Regions from separate parts of the Homo sapiens genome. Here region 2 is linked to region 1. A link is a loop called in an ENCODE intact Hi-C map of the cell type or tissue named here. Cell type or tissue: PC-9. All regions are shown on one strand. Links, peaks and the distances in the headings refer to the core of each region. The heading gives the core; the rest is flanking DNA. Region 1 has its middle 28 kb from the start of IGFBP-AS1. Region 2 has its middle 23 kb from the start of LINC01280.

What was found. Peaks named below come from ENCODE experiments on the same cell type or tissue, not always from the same donor. Only the 100,000 strongest peaks of a DNase experiment are listed, where the experiment ranks them.
Region 2: it touches region 1 in a loop (4-fold over the local background); 12 of 110 quality-filtered maps call a loop at or near these places.

The regions. Positions count from the first base shown.
Region 1 is chr2:216,664,976-216,667,886 of GRCh38, reverse strand. No RefSeq gene overlaps it. Among named protein-coding and RNA genes, the nearest start is that of IGFBP-AS1, 28 kb to the left of the region's middle. In PC-9, for the core only: CTCF peaks have their summits at 880 and 1,079; DNase peaks (open chromatin) are centred at 1,096, 1,956 and 2,416; H3K27ac peaks cover 662 bases.
Region 2 is chr2:216,582,099-216,585,009 of GRCh38, reverse strand. No RefSeq gene overlaps it. Among named protein-coding and RNA genes, the nearest start is that of LINC01280, 23 kb to the left of the region's middle. In PC-9, for the core only: no CTCF peak of the experiment used is centred there; a DNase peak (open chromatin) is centred at 1,699; H3K27ac peaks cover 604 bases.

The sequences.
Region 1 (2,911 bases), core at 142-2,641:
CCGCCATCCATGGAGGGCCATCTTTGGGTGTCGGGGCTGTTTCCTTCCACAAGAATCTCAGCCCTTCAGGACAAAGGCTGTAATCTTCTTCATCTTCATCATCTTCATAGCCTGACATCCTAATACCGAGCCTGGGATATAGTGAGAGCTATTTTTTTTTTCTTTTTTTTATGACGGAGTCTCACTCTGTTGCCCAGGCTCGTGCAATCTCAGCTCACTGCAACCTCCACCTCCCAGGTTCAAGTGATTCTCCTGCCTCAGCCTCCCAAGTAGCTGGGATTACAGGCACCCGCCACCGAGTCCGGCTAATTTTTGTATTTTTTAGTAGAGACGGGGTTTCACCACGTTGGCCAGGCTGGTCTTGAACTCCTGACCTCGGTTGATCCACCCGCCTTGGCCTCCCAAAGTGCCAGGATTACAGGCGTAAGCCACCATGCAAGGCCGAGAGCTACATTTAGGCAGCACTTACCGTGTGACAGAAATGATTTTATATTCTCAAAGCAAGTCTTTTAAGATAGAAACTATCCCAATATTTAAAGAGGAAGTAAATGAGATTCACAGAGGTTAGAAATATGTCCAAAGGCACATAACTCAAGAGTCTGATTCTGTTCAAAGACTACCTCACCTCCATGGTTACGCTTTTAACCACCACATCTTATTATGTAGTTAGTATTCAAGACACATCAAACAGATTCAGGGATGACAGTGGTGACTGTCCAAATGTAGAGAGCATAAGAAGAGGGATAGCCCCGTGGGCATGACCCATGCAGTCATACAAGGCTGACACTTAGTTTAATGTTCTGCTATTTCTGTCTTGACATTCTTAATAATTTCTGAATAAGGGACTCCATATTTTTATTTTGCCCTGGATCCTATAAATGAAGTCAACCAGTCCTCCATAAGAACCACACAGGAAGCAAGTTTCAATGCAGACTCCCAGGCCCCTCCCCGAGCTTCTAACTCAGGGGATCTGGGATAGGGCCAGTGGTAACAACGTCTCCAGCTGACTCCTTCTGGACCACTCCTCTTCAATGCAACAGACTCTCCAAGGGCCCGATGTAGGCTCAGCTGCAGTTCTGCATGCTGCCACACAGTGGCAGTATAGCCCCGGTGTTTGCTTAACGTTCAAAGAGGCACAGTTAGTTCCAGGTGAGAGATGTGCTTGACATCTTCAAGATCCCTGCCCAGCCAGCCATCTTCCCACGTGGATGCAATGATGCTTCCTCTCGGCAAAGGTTTCTAGGTTGCACTGCACATCAGTGAGTGTGGTTCCTGCAGCTAGAGCCACAGCGGAGGTGCTGCTCACCCACTCACCCATAAAAGCTACCTCTTCAGAGGGTTGGGTACAAGAGCACTAAGGGTAATGGAGGGGAAATGGGCAAGGAGATTGTGGCATCCTCAGAAGCCCTCTGGAAAAGTTCAAAGAATGGACAAGGTGGCAGCCCTGGGGCGTGAGGTCTGGCAAACACCTGACCCAACAATGGCCCCATAGTAACCCCTCCCGTTTTATACAGTCCTAGTTTTCAAAGCACCTTCACATCTAGTCTCACACTAATACCACCCTGCTATTTGAGGCTGATAACATCCCCAATAGACAGATGAGGAAAACAGGCTCAGAGAAGGTGGACAGCATAGCCCCAGGCAATGGAAAACGAAGTGGTGGGAAAGGATCCAAGCCCAGGTGTCCTGACTCCGGCCTTTTTCTTGCCTTATCCCTCCCTGGTTCACAATCACCATGGAACCTAAGAAAGGAAAAAGACCCTGCCTGGGCTCCATGGCAAACCAGTTACATCAGAATGTCTGAAGCTGAGGTACTGGCATCAGTTTTTGTTTTAAGTGCCGCCGTCGAGTCAAATGTTCACCGAGGTTGAGAAACACCAGGCTTCCCAGGAGGGCAGGCACGGGCTGCTCCACCCAGGGATAGCAGCTCCACCTGGGGACAGCAGCCCCGGGGCTGACTGCTCTTTGCAGCAACTCAGAGGGCAGGGGGAAGGGCCAGCTGCAGCACGCATGCGCCGAATGAAAGACAATCAGACCCCATGCAGGGACTGCTGAGCTTCAAGCTCCAGGTCCATCCAGTGCCCAGAGCCCTCTAGGCCCTCTCCAAGCGTCTCACCTGCTTCCATCCACGGGGCCAGTATAACTCAGGGGTGGGTGGCTGCCACACGCTGGAGTTAGGGGTCCCCAGACCCAGGGCAGGAGAGTTTGGGCACTTCTAGTTACACTTTTCCTCATCTGTAAAGTGTAACTAACAATAGTGCCTGTTTCACGGATGCACAAGGATCCGCTGAATGAATACTTTTGGGGCTGTGGCCAAGTGCTGGCCTTGGCCCGGTGCAGCCTAGAACACACCCTCCTGGCATGGCTCCATCTATTCTTGGGGATCTGGTTTTCCTGCACTCCAAGAAAGCTCATCTTGTGCCATTTCCAAAAGCTGTCTTGCATTCCAGCTACACTTATGTCACACCTGGTAAAGGGCCCGCCATCCCTCCGCCTCCCTACACTCACCAGATGGAAGGTCTGGAAGGTAGTGGATTGGGCCAGGCCCCTAGGGAGCCCCTCCTCTGTGGGAAGGGATCAGACTCCAGCCACAGGAGAGGGGAGTGACAGGAGAGGCCAGGCCCTGGGCCACGTACCGAGGAAGGTTAGGGGGGCAGGGACTGTGGGCCTCAAATGGTGAGCTTTCTCCCCCCATGGCCCATTGCAAAGGCAGGGGTCGGGGTGCATAAGCCCCCTGGAATTCACTGGAGTTGAGAGGCCAGCAGAACAGAATGGCAGATGTAGGTGAGCTCTGATGTGGAACTCTGCTAAGAAAGGCCACATTCTGTGCCTCCTTCCACAGTCCCTCAGCCTGCACACCTTGACACACTCATAGCCCTTTGTTTCAATTGATATTTGCTGGTCTGGACAC
Region 2 (2,911 bases), core at 191-2,690, 83 kb after region 1:
AGGAGCCTCTCACCTCTCCTTACTGACTCTGCTGCTCTTCCCTCCTCTTTCCAACATTCAGGCAGGATCTTCTGACTGCTCCACTGCCTGCTCCTTGCTGACCCTTCCTGGCTTCACCCCTGCTTCCTCTAGCCAATCTGCTGAGGACCTCCCTCCTCACCCAGCTCAGCCCTGACTGCTGCCCGAGTCCACTCCCATCTGTGGAGCCTCCACTCAGGAGCCCATGAATCAGCTTCCACCCAAGCTCCACTCTACAGCTCCATGCAGCTCAAACTACCTGCTCATGAACAACAACCAGAAGATGTTCCTCCCGTCTCAGATCAAGCCATCAATGCCCTTTCTCCTCTCTCTGGTCTCACTTCTTGAGATATGTCTGCCACGGGTATGTCTGTGGCATTCCTCTGCCCATGTTCTCTCTGTACCTCTTATCATTTTGAAGTCACAGGTTGTATCAGTCAGCATCCAATTAGGAAAGCAGAAAGCTCTCTAGACACTTACACAGGGGAACTGTAACACAGGGAACTCTTTACGTGGAGAGGGAGAGCTGAGAGGGCGGAGGACGGTGAGGAGCATGAAGGTGGTAGGTCATGCGCACCAGGGCAGCACCCTAGAGAAGGTTCAGCAACCAGACAGAGGGAACCCTGTTCATGGAGCTGCCACGCTGACTCTGACTTGTGTAAGCCCCGGCTGTTAAGTGGAAGAACAATGACCTTCTACTACATCTAAGCCACTGTTACTTGCAGTCTCTGTTAGGGCAGCCAAGCTCATACATAATGAATGCGTCTTTTTTTTTTTTGAGACAGAATCTCACTGTTGGCCAGGCTGGAGTGCAGTGGCACAATCTCAGCTCACTGCAAACTTCACCCCCCGGATTCAAGCAATTCTCCTGCCTCAGTCCCCCAGCTAGCTGGGATTACAAGCACATGCCGGGCTAATTTTTTGTGTTTTTAATAGATGTGGGATTTCACCATGTTGGCCTAGCTGGTCTCAAACTCTTGAGCTAAAGTGATCTGCCAGCCTCAGCCTCCCAAAAGTGCTGGGATTACAGACGTGAGCCACCACGCCCAGCTGCATCATTTTTTATATTGCTTGTTTTGGGGCAATTTGCAAAGACAAATTGCCTTTCCTTCCCATTCAGCTTGGCGACAGAGCCATGGCCATGGCCTTGCCATGTGAAATAGACTTGAGGCATTCATTATATTCAAATGAGTACTGGAGCTACAGTGACCAGCTGTGTCTGTTTGTCAAGGAAAAAGGGGTTTCCTGGGACATAGAATTTTCAGTGCTTACACAGGGAAAGTCCCCGGCAAACTACAGTGGGTTGGTGATCCTACCTGCTCCTTGTGCTTGTAGCAAGCATGTTTCTCAAACAGAAAAGCACCTGTCGGCATCCCTGGCCCTGGCCCTGTCCCCTCCCTCCCCGACACACAAACACACACACACACACATATACACCAGGGTCCAAACCACTGTGCAGGCGGCCACCTTCATCGAGCCTGGTTACCTCCCAGTGTCTCTGTGCTTGAGACACAGTGAGTTTTTCCCTGCCCACTGCTTCATTTCTGAAGAGAGTAAACATCGACTCAGCTGCGGCCTGCCCAGAGTCACCATCCCAGTGCTCTTCCAGCAGCTTTGGCCCTTTGCACCTGAGTCATTCTCCAAGATAAATTACGTTTCTCTGGATCTGAAGCTCACGTCACATTCCTTGCTTCTAGGAACTTGCTTGACCACAAATATGATTCTCTGGTCCCACGGTCTCTGCTGAGCTTCTGTGCTCCTCCTCTCTGCAGGAAAAACTCTGGGTGAGGGCGTCCTTCTTAGCAGAGTATGTCTCTCATCCTGCTTTCAAAGGTGTGCAGCTATTAATACATGGACTGGAAGGAACCGTGGACTGAGCTCTGTCCCCTGTGTTCGGAAACCTGCCTCTGCCTCTGTTCTCTCCATAACATTGGGTGGGTTGTTTCATCCTGCAGAGCCTCAGTTTTGGGGGGCTGAAAAATGGCCCCCCCAAAGGATATCCAAATCCAAATTTCTGGAGCATGCAAATGTTACCTTATTTGGAAAAAAGGTCTCTACGGATATAACTAAGTTAAGGATCTTGAGATAAAAAGATTATCCTGGTGAACCCCAAATGCCATCACAAATGTCCTTGTAAGAGGGAGGTAGAATGAGATTACACAGACAGAAGAGGGAGTCAAAGTGGCCCTTGAGACAGAGATTGGAGTGATGTGGCCACAAGTCAAAGAATGCCAGCAGTCACCAGAGTATGGAAGAAGCAGGACTGATTTTCCCTCAGGGCCTCCCAAGGGAACATGGTCCTGCTGTTATGTGCTGAATTGTGTCACCACCCCGAAAGTAATATGTTGAAGTCCCAACCCCCAGTGCCTCAGAATGTAGGTATATTTGGAGATAAGGTCTTTAAAGAGGTGTGTGAGTTAAAATGAGGCTGCTAGGGTGGGGTCCTGATACAATAGGACTGATGTCCTTATAAAAAGAGGAAGAGACTGGAGGCTGAGGCAGGAGAATCGCTTGAACCCAGGAGGCTGAGGTTGCAGTGAGCCGAGATAGCACCACTGCACTCCAGCCTGGGTGACAGAGCAAGATTCCATCTCAAGAAAAAAAAAAAAAAAAAAAAAAGAAAGAAAGAAAAGGAAGAGACAGCAGGGATGTGTATACACAGAGGAAAGACCATGTGAGGACAAAGAAGTGAGCAAGAGCCCCCTGCAAGTCCAGGAGACAAGCCTCAGGAGAAAAGTCCTGCCAACACCTTGATCTTGGACTTCCAGCCTCAGGAACTGTGAGAAAGTAAATTTCTGTCTTTTAAGCTGCCCAGTCTGTGTTTCTTTGTTATAGCAACCTTAACAAACAGATACACCTGCCAACACCTTGATTTCAGCCCAGCAATACTGAT